2 separate regions of the Homo sapiens genome follow, and region 2 is linked to region 1. Evidence: read pairs that join two places in POLR2A ChIA-PET (ENCODE). Cell type or tissue: HepG2. All regions are shown on one strand. Each heading gives the region's core, and the rest is flanking DNA. Links, peaks and the distances in the headings are about the cores only.

Evidence for each region. Peaks named below come from ENCODE experiments on the same cell type or tissue, not always from the same donor. Only the 100,000 strongest peaks of a DNase experiment are listed, where the experiment ranks them.
Region 2: POLR2A ChIA-PET joins it to region 1 with 6 read pairs; 6 of 35 experiments call an interaction of 5 or more read pairs at or near these places.

What each region holds. Positions count from the first base shown.
Region 1 is chr7:157,145,125-157,152,645 of GRCh38, reverse strand. The region is part of intron 1 of UBE3C (ubiquitin protein ligase E3C); the gene reads right to left. Among named protein-coding and RNA genes, the nearest start is that of UBE3C, 10 kb to the right of the region's middle. In HepG2, for the core only: no CTCF peak of the experiment used is centred there; a DNase peak (open chromatin) is centred at 1,555; H3K4me3 peaks cover 598 bases.
Region 2 is chr7:156,985,086-156,992,606 of GRCh38, reverse strand. No RefSeq gene overlaps it. Among named protein-coding and RNA genes, the nearest start is that of MNX1-AS2, 17 kb to the left of the region's middle. In HepG2, for the core only: a CTCF peak has its summit at 5,378; a DNase peak (open chromatin) is centred at 3,776; H3K4me3 peaks cover 421 bases.

The DNA of each region.
Region 1 (7,521 bases), core at 838-5,837:
GATTTCTTCCTCCACAGGACACTAACACCTCTGCCTCACATATCAGAAGTCGAGATCAATGAGCTCATAAACGAAAAGTGCCCTGCAGGAGAACAAATAGTGAGGAGCGCAAGGATCTGCATGTGACAAACAAGGAGAGAAACACAAACATCCTTAAAAGAAAATGCCCACTGCAGGTTTTAGGCCCTCATTGCTCTTCAGGCACAAGTGTGGGTGCTTCTCCCTTGATTTCCCTGGCTTCAGGCTTTGCCTCCCTAGATTCAAACACCCAAACTGCCCCCCACGCATCTCTAAAACCTAAGTCTCATTAATGTGCTTAAAACTCTTTAGCGGCTTTCCAGTCCTCCCTGAATATGCCTTAGTGTGGCCTACAATGCTCCCCAGCTCTGTCCCTAATTACCTTTCCCCCAGCTCTCTCCCTGACTACCTTCCTCCCAGCTCTGTCCCTGACTACCTTCCTCCCAGCCTTCTCTTCCACTTTCCCTACACCCTTTGCCCACCCCCATTCTGGCCACAACCTGTAGCTGAACACCACGTCTCCATGGTTGGACAGCTTTGCCCATGCTGTCCCTCTAACTGGTGACAGTAATGTTAATATGTAAATAGTCCTAAGAATCCTACCCAGTCCAGCACACAAAAACTGATGCTTGCTTGGGGTTCTGGAAATAGGATACACACATGGTACTAGAACAGAAGGGGAACAAACTTCTGGGTACGAGGCTGTGCAGAAGAGTTCTCAGATGACGGCCACTTTACTGTGATGCTCCCCTGCTTCTCACTTCACTCACCTCTCCTCCCTGTCATGATGTGGCTACCTCCTGCTCCACGGTTGTCATGGTGACAAACCAAGGGCTGACTGACTTCAAAATCATTGACTCCTCTTGGTCCAATTGCATAGCCCCCTCTTCTCTCCAAGGGCAAATGGATTAAAAAGCTAAATGATCTAAATCAGTGAATTTGCATTGTTACAAAAAATTACTCCTTATGGTTCTACTGGGCTTTTTTGAGGAAGACACTTAAACGGCTTAATAGATAGTATTTCCGGCAGGATAATGCAGGAACCTAAGCATTTCCAAGCAGCATACGGGAGAAGGTAACAGTTCACAAGAAAAGCCAGCACATGATCAGGAGGGCACATCTAGAAAAATAGCATTTTAAGTCAGGTCTCTATTTACTTGTTTTTTAAGCTGCTCCTAGTTTGCCAATTTCTTTGTTACATTTCCAAAGAGCTATACAATCTTCTCCGAGTGAACTCACATTCACCAAAATGTATGTTGACAATGCTTGCTTTTTAACTCACTGTGTTGTTATTTATGTAGCCAATAACTACTGATACAGAAGGTAAGAGGTAAGAAGGAAAACCACAATTTTTAACTCCTAATAGGCTGAGGCAGAAAACACAGCGTATTTGTTTTGCAGCGCCAGCGTTTACGACTAAGCTAAACCTGAAGCTCCCTTCTACGGTGGCTTCAGGATTATGTCCACAGACGCTTTGCTACTGCTGCCCTTTAGGGGGTGGAGCCCGACTCCCCTCACCCCGAGAGTGGGCTGGACAAATACACCATGACCAAAGTCACCACAGGCTTTGCCCTTCCTCCCTGCTCTGTCTGCTCAGCAGCTTAGCGGGAGGCCAGCTGCCATGAGGACACGGTATCCCTAAGAAGCCCCGCAAGCGGCCGAGAACTGACTCTCCTGCCAACGGCCAGCACTAACTTCCAGGCTTGTGAACAGGCCAGCGCAGAAGTAGATCCAGATGCCTGCCCCACAGAACTGACCAAGGTAACAAAAACGTATTGCTTTAAGCTCTATTACACAGCAATAAGCAACTAGTATCTTTCTTTTATTCAATGGAAATTAAGAAACTGGGAAACTAGCTATCTTTACTGTTCAGATAAACATAATTTAAATGCAGACTGCAATCCTGTTTTGTAATCTACTTATTTCCATTAACAATAAATCATGTTCATAAATACAAGTATGTTAATAAATTAATGACAGACATTAATACGCATCATGACCATTTTAAATGGCTGCACAGTATTTCACTGCATTGTTATATTAACGGTTATTTAACAAATGTCCTGTATTTAGACATGTAGGCTGTTTCAGTATTTTTCAGTATTATAAGTAATGCCATAAATCACCTTTCCCATGCATCTTCTCTTATGCATATTAGTTCACTAGAATAAATTTTTACGTTTCTAAATGTAGAAATTTGTTCTGCTGGATTAGAGGGGACATATCTTGTTAGACTCTTTTTTTTTTTTGAGACAGAGTCTTGCCCTGTCACCCAGGCTGGAGGACAGTGGTATGATCTCAGCTCACTGCAACCTCTGCCTCCTGGGTTCAAGCGATTCTCCCGCCTCTGCCTCCCAAGTAGCTGGGATTACAGGCGGGTGCCACCACACTCAGCTAATTTTTTGTATTTTTAGTAGAGATGGGGTTTCACCACGTTGGCCAGGCTGGTCTGGAACTCCTGACCTCAAGTGATCTGCCAGCCTCCACCTCCAAAAGTGCTAGGATTACAGGTGTGAGCCACCATGCCTGGCCTTGTTAGACTCTTGATAAATCTGTTATAACCAACCCTAGGTAGGTTGTGCCCAGTGTCTGTATGCCCTCAGCAACAGCAGGTATTACAGCCTGTAATTTGACCACCATCGAAGGTGATGGGCTATGGAAAGCATGGCTTCTCCTTCATGCTGACAAATGGTAAAGGGCGGCATTTGGAGGCCTGAGACAGGAGAACAAGGACATGCAGAAAGCAGCTGCTTTAAAGGCAGTAAAAAACAGGGGTCACAGTCAAAGAATAAGATGCCCCACTTCCAAATTCCTAGGTGCCTACATTCTATAATAGAAGAATTAAAGAAAAGTCACAGAGTGAAGCTCCTTACAGCTTTTGCAAGAACTTCTTTTGAGGCTATTCTATGGTCTTATGAGACCATCTATTTTTTCAACCTTTTAAGGACCCTAGCTGGCAATTCACACTGTAACTCAAGAAAATCAGCACACATTCAAGTGGTTAAAGCCAAGTAGGGGATATCATGAGGCAAGCCAGATGCTTAAGGCACAAATTTAAGGAGGCACTCACTCTCAGGGATGTGCCAGTGCAGGGTCCGCCTGTGCATGAACCTGAGAGTAAGTGCCTCCTTAAATACTGTATGGTGCTTTACTCACCTCCCTGTAGGCCCAGATTTAATGTCCAAAGAAAATGAGACAATGAGACAATTAGTCTCAAGTCTCACTCCTTCCATTCCGCTTGGTTTCTATTTTTAAAAATCGGTTGAATTCCTGGCCAGGCATAGTGGCTCACGCCTGTAATCCCAGCACTTTGGGAGGCTGAGGTGGGTGGATCACCTGAGGTCAGGAATTCGAGACCAGCCTGACCAAGATGGTGAAACCCATCTCTACTAAAAATAGAAAAATTAGCTGGGTGTGGTGGCAGGCACCTGTAATCCCAGCTACTCCGGAGGCAGAGGCAGGAGAATTGCTTGAACCTGGCAGGCGGAGGTTGCAGTGAGCCGAGATTGAGCCATTGCACTCCAGCCTGGGCGACAAGAGCAAAACTCTATCTCAAAAAACAAAAAAAGAATTCTTAACCTTATCTATAGCAGGGAACTACAGTCTTTTGCTCCTACATGTAAAGGATACAGCATAACTGTATTCGAAGGAACAAATGCAGTGTTGCTAAATAATACCAGTCCTGACAGTCAATTAACATTTTCAGAGCCAGGCTGGGGTTGGGTAGTGGCAAGCCTGGAGTTCCAGCTCCTCAGGAGGCTGAGGCAGGAGAATCGCTGGAGATCAGGAGTTTGAGGCTGCTGTGCACTATGATCATGCCTGTGAATAGCTACTGCACTCCAGCCTGGGCGACACAGTGAGGCCCTGTCTCTTAAAGGAAAAAAAAAAAAAAAAAAGAACTAATTTGATCTTAGAAAATATTTTGACTTTATTTGATGCCAGATCTGTAAGAAAAAGTTTTTATGTTCCACTACAATGTATATGGAGCATTATACTATCACATCCATTACACCTCTGCTTTTTAAAACAAAATAGCACAAAACATTTTAAGTTAAAATATTCTAGGTAATCCCTTCAATTATATAATAGAGGGCAGTTTTACAAAACTAGGTAATCCCTTCAATTATATAATAGAGGGCAGTTTTACAAAACTAAGCAATCAAGTTCTTACCATCTTAACAGTCTAGACCTATCATAGGGGAGGAATTAAAACTAGAGTAATTGAGGCCAAGCATGGTGGCTCACACCTGTAATCCCAGCACATTGGGAAGCTGAGGTGGGCAGATCACTTGAGGCCAGGAGTTCAAGGCCAGTATGGACAACATGGCGAAACCCCATCTCTACTAAAAATACAAAAAAATTAGCCAGGCCTGGTGGTGGGCGCCTGTAAGCCCAGCTACTTGGGAGGCTGAGACAGGAGAATCACTTGAATTCGGGAGATGGAGGTGGCAGTGAGATCGCACCACTGTACTCCAGGCACTCCAGCCTAGGCGACAGAGGGAGACTCTGTCTCAAAAAAACAAAATAAAACAAAAAAACTATAGTAATTGGTTTTGGTAGGCCCTAGAGTATCCTCATTCCATAAGGCCAGTATCACCCTAATACCAAACCAGACAAAGACATCACAAAAACACCCTAAATTGATGTCCCTCATCAAAAGAGATGCAAAAATCCTGAACAAAATATCAACAAGCTCAATCTAACATCGTATACAAAGAATTATGCATCACAGTCAAGTGGGATTTATTCCAGATACGCAAGACGGGCTCAATATTCTAAAATGACTTAATGTGATCCATCATATCCACAAGCTGCAGAAGGAAAATCACATAACATTAACAGATACAGAAAAAGCATCTGACAAAACCCAACCTTCATTCATGATAAAATTCTGCAAACTAGGAATAGAGGGGAATTTCCCCAATTTGATAAAGAATATCTACCAAAAAACCCACCAAACATCATACTTCATGATGAGAAACTCAAAGCTTTCCCACTAAGATTAAGAACAAGGCAAGTTCTCACCACTCCTTTTCAACTATAATCCTACCTAATGCAGTAAGACAATAAAACACATTGCTTTCTGATGGTCTTAGAAAAGAAAAAAGAAAAAAAAGGCATACAGATCAGGAAGGAAGAAATAAAACTGTCTTTGGTTGCAAATGAAATGATTATCTGTGCAGGAAATTCCAAGTATCAACCAAAAAACCACTCCTGGAACTAAGAAGTGATTATAGCAAGATTTCAGGACATAAGGTTAGTACATGAAAGTCAATTGCTTCTCTACAAATAAGCAATGAACTGGAATTTGAAACTGAAACACAATACCATTCACATTAGCACCCCTTAAAAATAAACGCTTAGGTATAAATCTAACAAAATAGGTATAAGGTATATATAAGGAAAATTATATAACCAATGAAAGAAATAAAAGAACTAAACAAATTAAGAGATATTCCATATTCATGGATAGGAAGGCTCAACACTGTCAAGATTTTAGTTTTTCCCAACTTGATCTACCAATTCAGCACAATCCCAATCAAAATTCCACAGGTTTTTTTTGTGAATATCAACAAACTGACTCTTATGGAGAGGCAAAAGATCCACAATAGCCAACACAATACTAAAGAAGAAGGAAGTCGAAGGACTCACACTACCAGACTTCAATGCTTACTATGGTTGGGCGCGGTGTCTCACTCCCGTAACCCCAGCACTTTGGGAGGCTGAGGCAGGCGGATCACTTCAGGTCAGGAGTTCAAGACCAGCCTGGCCAACATGGTGAAATCCAGTTTCTACTAAAAATACAAAAATTAACCAGGTGTGGTGGCACATGCCCACCCAGCTACTCAGGATGCTGAGGCAGAAGAACCACTTGAACCCAGAAGGCAGAGTTTGCAGTGAGCCGAGGTCACAACACTGCACTCCAGCCTGGGCAACAGGAGGCTCCCTCTCAAATTAAAAAAAAGTTTAGTTTAATATATATACTAAGTAGTACAGTTTACTACAGATCTGTTACAGTAATCAAGATGGTATGGTATTGACAAAAGGGAGAGAGATCAATGGAGGAGAGAATAAAGCCATAACAGAGCTTAGAAACAGATCGTAAAGGCCGGACGCAGGGGCTCATGCCTGTAATCCCAGCACTTTGGGACGCCCAGGCGGGCAGATCACGAGGTCAGGAGTTCGAGACCAGCCTGACCAACATGGTGAAACCCCCGTCTGTACTAGAGTAGCCAGGTGTGGTGGTGCACACCTGTAATCCTAGCTACTCGGTAGGCTGAGGCCGGAGAACTGCTTGACAGAGGTTGCAGTGAGCCGAGATTGCGCCACTGCACTCCAGCCTGGGAGACAGAGCGAGACTTCGTCTCAAAAAAAAAAAAGAAATAGATCCATAAAAATATAGCCAACTGATCTTTGACAAAGGAGCAAAGGCAGGCATTCAATGGAGTTGGGGAATGTCTTTTCAGAAATGGTGCTAACTGGACATCCACAAACAAAAAAACTTCAAAAATTAAAAATCTAGACACAGATTTTATATCCTTCACATAAATTAACTCAAAATGGATCAGAGACCTAAATGTAAAATACAAAATTATAAAACTACTAGAAAATACGAGAAAATCTAGGTTACCTTGGCTTTGGTAATGACTTTTTAGACACAACGCGAGAAGCAAGATCCATGAAAAAAACACTGGTGAGCTGGACTTCATTAAAATTCAATAGTTCTCCAATGTCACAAATGTACCACACAGATACAAGATGTAAATAACAAAGGAAACAGCGTGCAGCGGAGAGGAGGTTTTGAGGACTCTATTATAGTTTCCCATCAATTATTCTGTAAACCGTAAACCACTCTAAAAAAAAAGCTTATTAATTGATAAAAAATAAAGTAAAAAGAAATGAACTGTCAAGCCATGAAAAGAGCCTTAAATGCATAGTACTAAGTGAAAGAAACCAATCTGAAAAGATTACATAGTATATGATTCCAACTATATGACATTCTGGAAAAGGCTAGAGTAGAAACAGTAAAAAGATCAGTGGTTGCCAGGTGTTACAGGGATGGGAGGGATGGATGAATATGCAATGAGGATTTCTTCCTTTTTTCTTTTTTAAAAGAGTATCACTCTCGTCACCTAGGCTGGAGTGCAATGGCGTGATCTCAGCTAACTGCAATCTCTGCCTCTCGGGTTCAAGCAATTCTCCTGCCTCAGCCTCCTGAGTAGCTGCAATTACAGGCACCTGTCACCACGCCTGGCTAATTTTTGTATTTTTAGTAGAGATAGAGTATCACCATGTTGACCAGGCTGGTCTCGAACTCTTGACTCCAGGTGATACACCCTCCTTGGCCTTCCAAAGTGCCGGGCCTCCTCCTTTTTTCTTTTTTTTGGAGACAGAGTCATGCTCTGTCACCCAGGCTGGAATGCGCTGGCACAATCCAGGCTCACTGCAACCTCCACCTCCAGGGCTCAAGTAATTCTCCTGCCTCAGCCTCCCACGCCCAGC
Region 2 (7,521 bases), core at 1,480-6,479, 160 kb after region 1:
TTTTAACAGTGTCAACTGTTAAAATAAAAGGAAAAAAGGAACACTCATTCCTTCACACACACAGGGGTGGAGGCACAGTTCCGGAAGTGCATCTTGTGTGATATACCCGCTGTCTCTGAGCTCTGTGTTGAGTGCTCTGTGGGTGCGGCAGGACACCTGGGCCAGTGCAGCACGTCCCCGCAAGCTCCCCAGCCTACACTCCGCTGCCTAGGTGTGAGGCTCGAACACCTCCAAAACTTGATTTATCAGTGTTATTTCCACCATTGCTAAAGTAGGAAACCAGACTCCGTCGGCCCTGTTAAGTCTGATTCAGAAAACAGAGGGCCTTTAAAACCCTTTGTCCCTTGAAGTCAGAAAGGGCGAGAATACTGGCGATCTGAGGGTTGCTCCAGCTGGCTTGGGACCGGACTGACTTGCATTTCCTTCACTAATCAGAATTTTGAAGGCAAGGATAAAATAAATCTCAGATAATCACCTTGCATTTCTGATGAGTTAAATGAGTGTGTTTTACGCCCCGGTTGTATGAGCTTGCTTTTCCACACGCGGTGAGTGCCGGACAAAGACTTCCCGGGAGGTCTAGGTTTGTTGTGCTTTGTTTTTGCATCCTGTCTGATAATTAGGCCTTTGCACACATCTGTTTGGGATTGAGTCTTCCTAGGAAATCAGGGATTTGGCCAAGGCTGGGCAAAATTAAGCAATAATAATAGTAGTAATAGTAATAGAAACAGTAACAGCCTCTGTTTGATGGAGGGTGGCTGTCAGGTGCCTGCCGTGCGGTGCTGGGCTCCGAGATGTTAGGCTGGTCCTCAGAGCCTTGGGTCTTGTCTTGTACTTTGCAAGCTTTGCTTGACTTTCCATTTCAATTTTTTTTTTTTTTTTTTTTAGAATAAAGACACAGGGTCTCACTCTGTTGCCCAGACAGGAATGCAGTCATGTGATCATAGCTCCCTTGCAGCCTCGAACTCCTGGGCTCCAGGGATCCTCCATCTCAGCCTCCTGAGCCTCTGGGACCACAGTTGCATGCCACCATGTCTGGCTAATATTTTTAATTTTTGTGTAGATGCGGGGCGGGTCTCACTTTGCTGCCCAGGCTGATCTCAATCTCCTAGTTTTAAGCACTCCTCCCACCCCAGCCTCCCAAAGTGCTGGGATTCCAGGCATGAGCCACCGTGCCCGGCCAATAAAAAAGAAGCTTGCTTTACTTTCAATGAGGATAGTTCTCCTGGAGACAGCACAGATGTCCTGGATCATCCATCAGCTTTTAAGAATTACAAAATATGTAATCCCAGCACTTTGGGAGGCCGAGACAGGTGGATCACGAGGTCAAGAGATCGAGACCATCCTGGCCAACATGGTGAAACCCCCATCTCTACTAAAAATACAAAAATTAGCTGGGTGTGGTGGTGCGTGCCCGTTAGTCCCAGCTACTCAGGAGGCTGAGGCAGGAGGAGAATCACTTGAACCCAGGAGGCAGAGGTTGCAGTGAGCTGAGATCGCTCCACTGAACTCCAGCCTGGCGACAGAGCAAGACTCTGTCTCAAAAAAAAAAAAAAGAATGACAAAATCGATATTAATGTGGATGTTTGCAACAATATTCACGGCAGAATGGGGAATGAAAAGAAGAATGGATTCAGAGACCCTCCTATGTGCACTTCCATGGGAAGAGACCCAGTCTGCTCAATAAACAGGCACCCGCTCTGTCTCGATGAGAACCAACCCAATGATAGACACAGTCCTACGTCCTTTCAGGGACACAAAACCCGTCATACGTCATAAAATCCCAGGATCGGAGAGCTAGAAGTGCACTTATTCTTATCAATGTGAGGTTGCTGGCAAACCGAGCGGGACTCCTGCCCTCTAACCAAGTTGAAAATATGGGAGAAAAGGAAAAGCTGATGACAGAGACAGGCGCTGTGACTTGGTCGCGGCACCAGCCGGACCCTGTTGGTGTGACCCTGAGGCCCTGAGGCGTCACCAGTGCAGTGTCTCCTATCTCAGCACTTGTCCACAGATTTCACTAGAGCCCGCGACAGCTAGCCGGCCGCCTACCCCGTGCCTCTCCATCAGGAAGAAAGATCAGCGGAGAGAAGAACTGAGAATCATTGTCAGGGGGCCCACCCTGAGGCCAAGAGCTTGAGGCTGTGATTCTGTGGGCTCACAGGCCTGCCTGAACAGTTAGAGAGAAAGGAAATGGTAAGTTGACATGATGGGCCACAGCAGCTCAGAGTGGGTGGTGCCCTGGCTGACGGTCAGGAGGAGGCCAGACAGGTCCGGTGAGCATGGACCCTTCCAGCCCTGTTGACTGACAGGCTGACAGAGGGGCCGTCGCCTAGCTGCCAGGGGACTGCACAAGTGATGCTTAACCTTTCTACTTGCTTTTTAACTAGCGCAGGGACAAGGTAACAAAATAGGACAGGTGGTGTCATAAGAAATGACCCCAGACCTGGCTATGGGGCCACAGCGTAGCTGGAGTGGAGCTTCAAGGTTGTGCAGTTGGCGTTAGAGGCCTGCAAGCCACACCTGGGCCTTCCCGCTGCCTGCCACCCCCCAACAGGCACACAGTGCCACCAGTCCGGGAGGACGAGGGCCCAGGAAGCCTGAGGAGCCCCGCTCACTGGGAAGCCCAGGCCAGCACGGTCTCCCCGCAGGCACTGCCCAGGCCGCGTCCTCTGCACTCGCCACAGTGGACGAGGAGCCCTCGAGAGTCACAGATGAGGTCGGAGCATCGCTTTTCACCAGGCTCGCGGACCCAGGCCCTCCGGGACTACTTCAGTGGCCTAAAGATGAGCAGAGTGATCTCTGCGGGGGAGAGAGGGAGAGGGGCACAGGAAGTCTTATTTTTAATGAAGAATGACGGGACTGGAAGCTGGTCGAGAGGTGCTGTGGTGCCCTGGAGAACGCGCTCATTCCCAGGCTGCAGGCTGAGGCTACCAAGTGAAGCGTGGCCATGTCTGTACTCCAACAATCCCATCAGAACATGCATGGGTATAAATGGCTCCCTACGTAACTGTATATACACGTGTACTGAAAAACCACAGGAAAAGCAAACATGGCCAAATGTTAACTGGCAAACATAATAATAATGTAAGTGGAAGAATTTGCCCTCTTTCTTTGGAAACACTGACAAAATGAAATGAATAATCCATTCTCAATGTTTTTCTTCTTTTTTTGAGACAGAGTTTCGCTCTTGTTGCCCAGACTGAAGTGCAGTAGCGCAACCTTGGCTCACTGCAACCTCCGCCTCCCAGGTTCAAACGATTCTCCTGTCTCAGCCTCCCAAGTAGCTGGGATTACAGGTGTGAGCCACTGCGCCCAGCCCATTCTCAGTGATTTTCTATAGAAAATACCTTAAAAGCTGGTCTTGATCGTTTTTCCTTCCACCAGAGCTGAAGCTGCCCCGGCGTGGGCTTGAGACTTGGCTCTGCTTGGCGAGGCCCAGGCTCATCAGGCCTTACATCAGTGTGAGCCCCGGGCGGGAGCAGCCCTGGTGGCACTGAGTGCACGAGGGATTGACGGCTCCTTCCCCAGAGCAGGAGGGAGGGAAACACCGCGGTGGCCATGGTCAGTCGTGCTCGGAAAGGTCAGCCTTTGCTGGGGAGAGTGAGGAGGGGGCCACGGAAGTCCTGGGGCCAAGCATCGTCATCTGGACATGTCAAGGTCAGCACTGCTTAGCTCTGGCACCCGAGCCCGCCTGGCCTGTGGGACACACAGGGGCCATTGTTTCCCCAAACACACGGCCCCCGAACTCTGAACACCCCCTGCATCCTTAGGACATGTTAAACTGGCCCTGTTCCCTTTCATCATTTTACCACGCAAACATCATTTTTCATCATTGTCCAGCTCTACTCAAGATAAGTGTCACCTTCTGGTGAACTCGGCCCCTGTGCAGCCACACCCCCCATCGGCTTCATCAGTGCAGCCTGTGATGCAACAGTTAAGGCTGAGAACAAGAAAAGCTCCCCATTCCCTGGCCAGTGTTACTGTCACTAGAAAAATCCAAGTTTTATAGCACTTTGATAACACTCTCTACACACAAGCATCCACACAGACATCCGGAGTCCTCCACGCTCAGGGAGGTACAGCGCGGCCCTCCAGAAGCCCACACACTTCAGTTACTGTTCAGTCTCTACGTGATGCTGGCTCCGTGCTGTAGAACTGCCTTCCCTGGGAGGTGTCTGAGTTGACTCTAGATGCTTCCACGGCTGGTCTGTGGCTGCTTTCACAGGGCCTCTCTCCACCCGCTGGACTCACCCGCTGCTCTGTTCTGGGGCCCCTTCCTCTCATACCTCGTTCTCCTCAAGGGACTGCACATTTTGTTGGATCCCTAGGCTGCCACCCAGAGCTGGTGTCTACATCCTTCAGCCCTGACTTCCACGGGTGCCACTAGCCCCAGAAAACGCAACGCGCCTCAGGTTGAAATCCTCCTCCTCTGAAATCTATGAGCCTCCGCCCCCTTCTCAGAGACGTTCCAAGCCTCCACTGCCCCCTCCACCCTCTCGTTTAAGGGCACCACATTCTGGCCCGGCGCGGTGGCTCACCCCTGTAATCCCAGCACTTTGGGAGGCCGAGGTGGGTGGATCACTTGAGGCCAGGAGTTCGAGACCAGCCTGGCCAACATGGTGAAACCCCGTCTCTACTAAAAATACAAAAATTAGCCGGGTGTGGTGGCGAGTGCCTGTAATCCCAGCTACTCGGGAGGCTGAGGCAGGAGAATTGCTTGAACCTGGGAGGCGGAGGTGGCAGTGAGCTGAGATCGCACCACTGCATTCTAGCCTGGGCCACATAAAAATAAATAAATAAATAAAATAATATACAAAAATAAAATAAAATAATAATACAAAATAATAATAAAATAAAATTTCCACTCTTATTTGTGGAAAAGCAAGCTCATACAACCAGGGCATAAAACACACTCATTTAACTCATCAGAAATGCAAGGTGATTATTTGAGATTTATCTTTGCCCTCAAACTTCTGATTAGTGAAGGAAATGCAAGTCAATCCAGTCCCAATAAAATAATAAAATAAAATAATAATAACATTCTGATGAGCATTCATTAGAAGCGTCTCTTGAAATCTCTATTCTCAGGCTCCCACCTTGGCCTGGGCGCTTCCCTCCTGGCCTGGGAGGTCCAAGAGCCACCGAACTGACCTCTTGTCACCAACATTCCCACGTGCCGGACCAGCCGCCATCTCTGTCCAGCAATATTTTGACAACACAGTTTTGATTATGTAACCTCTTTGATGGTTTCCTTCTGTTGAGAAGAGGACTTCACTCCTCACTCCTTCACGGTCAGGTCTCAAGTTCATCTCCTGCCTCTGAGGTGCTTTATCGTGAGGCCACCGGAGGCGCCATCCCAGGCGATCCGCACACAGAGGTCAGCTCTGCCCAGCGTGTGCCCTCAGCTCCTCCCGGAAGAGCCAGTCCCAATGACCCTGCCTCTGGAAAAGCCTTTCCCTATTGCCCTGTCCCTGCTCCAGCAGGAGGAGCTTGACTTCTGCACACTTGTACTGTGGGGCTTCTCAACGCTTCAAGCAGGGCGTCTACACCCCTGCTCCGGAGCTTCACTGCATGGTGGCCCTGAGTGGGTTCCCAGTCAAATACATCAATCCCCACTCTTATTTGGGTCCTCCTTAAAAGAGGCCTTGAGCCGATGTAACTCAGAGGCCCCACCCACACATTCACTGCACAACGTTTTTTTCTTTTTCTTTTCTTTTCTTTTTTTTTTTTTGAGACAGAGTCTCGCTCTGTCACCCAGGCTGGAGTGCAGTGGTGCAATCTTGGCTCACTGCAACCTCCGCCTCCCGGGTTCAAGTGATTCTCCTGCTTCAGCCTCCCGAATAGCTGGGACCACAGGCAGGTGCCACCACACCCAGCTAATTTTCTGTATTTTCAGTGGAGACGGGGTTTCACCGTGTTAGCCAGGATGATCTCGATCTCCTGACCTCGTGGTCCACCTGCCTTGGCCTTGCAAAGTGCTGGGATTACAGGTGTGAGTCACTGCACCTGGCCTGTACAACATTTATTACAGTCAAAAGCGAATTACAGAAAGGGCGAGACTCCAGAGACAGATGTCAGCTGAATCCTAACACGCAGCTAACATTGCAAGCTCAACCCACAGCAACCTTTTTGCCATGAAAGCTCTCATTTTAATGTTGTTCCTCTTAACAGGACTTGACAATAAAGATGGGGCAACCAGAGGAAAAGTGAAGCAAAAGAAAGTTGGCTGGGTGAGGTGGCTCATGCCTGTAATCCCAGCACTTTGGGAGGCTGAGGAGGCAGATCACCTGAGGTCAGGAGTTTGAGACCAGCCCAGGCAACATGGTGAAACCCCATCTCTACTAAAAATATAAAAATTAACTGAGTGATAGTGGTGGACACCTGTAATCCCAGCTACTCAGGAGGCTCAGACAGGAGAATCACTTGAACCCCGGAGGCAGAGGTTGTGGTGAGCCAAGATTGCTCCATTGCACTCCAGCCTGGGCGACAGAGAGAGACTCTGTCTCAAAAAAAAAAAAAAAAGAAAAAAAAAATCATTCCAGAAGCTCCCTGATGAACTAGAATATCAACCAGGGCACTGCATAACCCCAGTGTCATGTTCTGGTCACCTGTCGGCATTCAGTGCAGAAGGCAGAGCCACTCTCGTTATTGCCGCAGAGGCATCTGGCAGGGGAGTGAGACGTGATGAGAGACGCTGGGTCTCCAGGGCAACTTGCAGGACAATTTGCTGGACGGGATGCTCCAGCCGCTGGGCCTGGACTGGCTGGGTGGGAGAATCTGCCCCTCAAGTGAGGCCCCGCCCCCAGTGCCTCTCCAGGCAGCTGGTGCAGCCTGGGCCTGCCACAGAGGAGCTCTGCATGCCCACAACTGTGGGCCAGGCATGGAGGCGGTGGGCACGTCTGCCTCACCTTCCAGATGTGCGTATGCAGCTAACGTGCAGCCCTCACCACATCTGGAGTTCTCCAGTGCCGGGGTCTGAGCACGTCGTGGTCTTCTCCAGCAGCAGATGCAGGAGCAGCAGGGATGTGGGAAGGAGGCGCCGCACCCAGGGGCCCCGTCTGCTGTTCCCACACCAGGGCCCTGCCGTCGTGCAGATGCAGCCTCTCTGCTCTGCCCACCCAGCTGCCACCGATGGACCTGTGCCCAGCCTTCTCCTGGCCCTCCGCCCCAGGGCTCCTGCTCACAGCCTTCACTCTATGCCTCCCTACCTGGGACCCGGCTGCACAGCCGCTTCCTACACCCCTACCCAGAGGGGGCGTCTGACCAGCTTTATGAGACCCTGGCCCCTCTGGGTGCCACTGTTGAATGGAGCTCCTCGGCCACGACTGGCCGGCTGCCTGGAACAGGGTGCTTTGGGGCCCTTCCCCTGTCCCTGGTCCAGTCAGTGCAGCCAGGCCAGAGAACACTAAGCCTGCTGCCTGTGTGAGCAGAGCCAGCGCTGGGGACACCGAGGCTTCCTGGGGTCAGCAGGGTCCCTGACAGGCACTGCCACAGTGGGGAGCATGGGACTGGGGAGAGGTG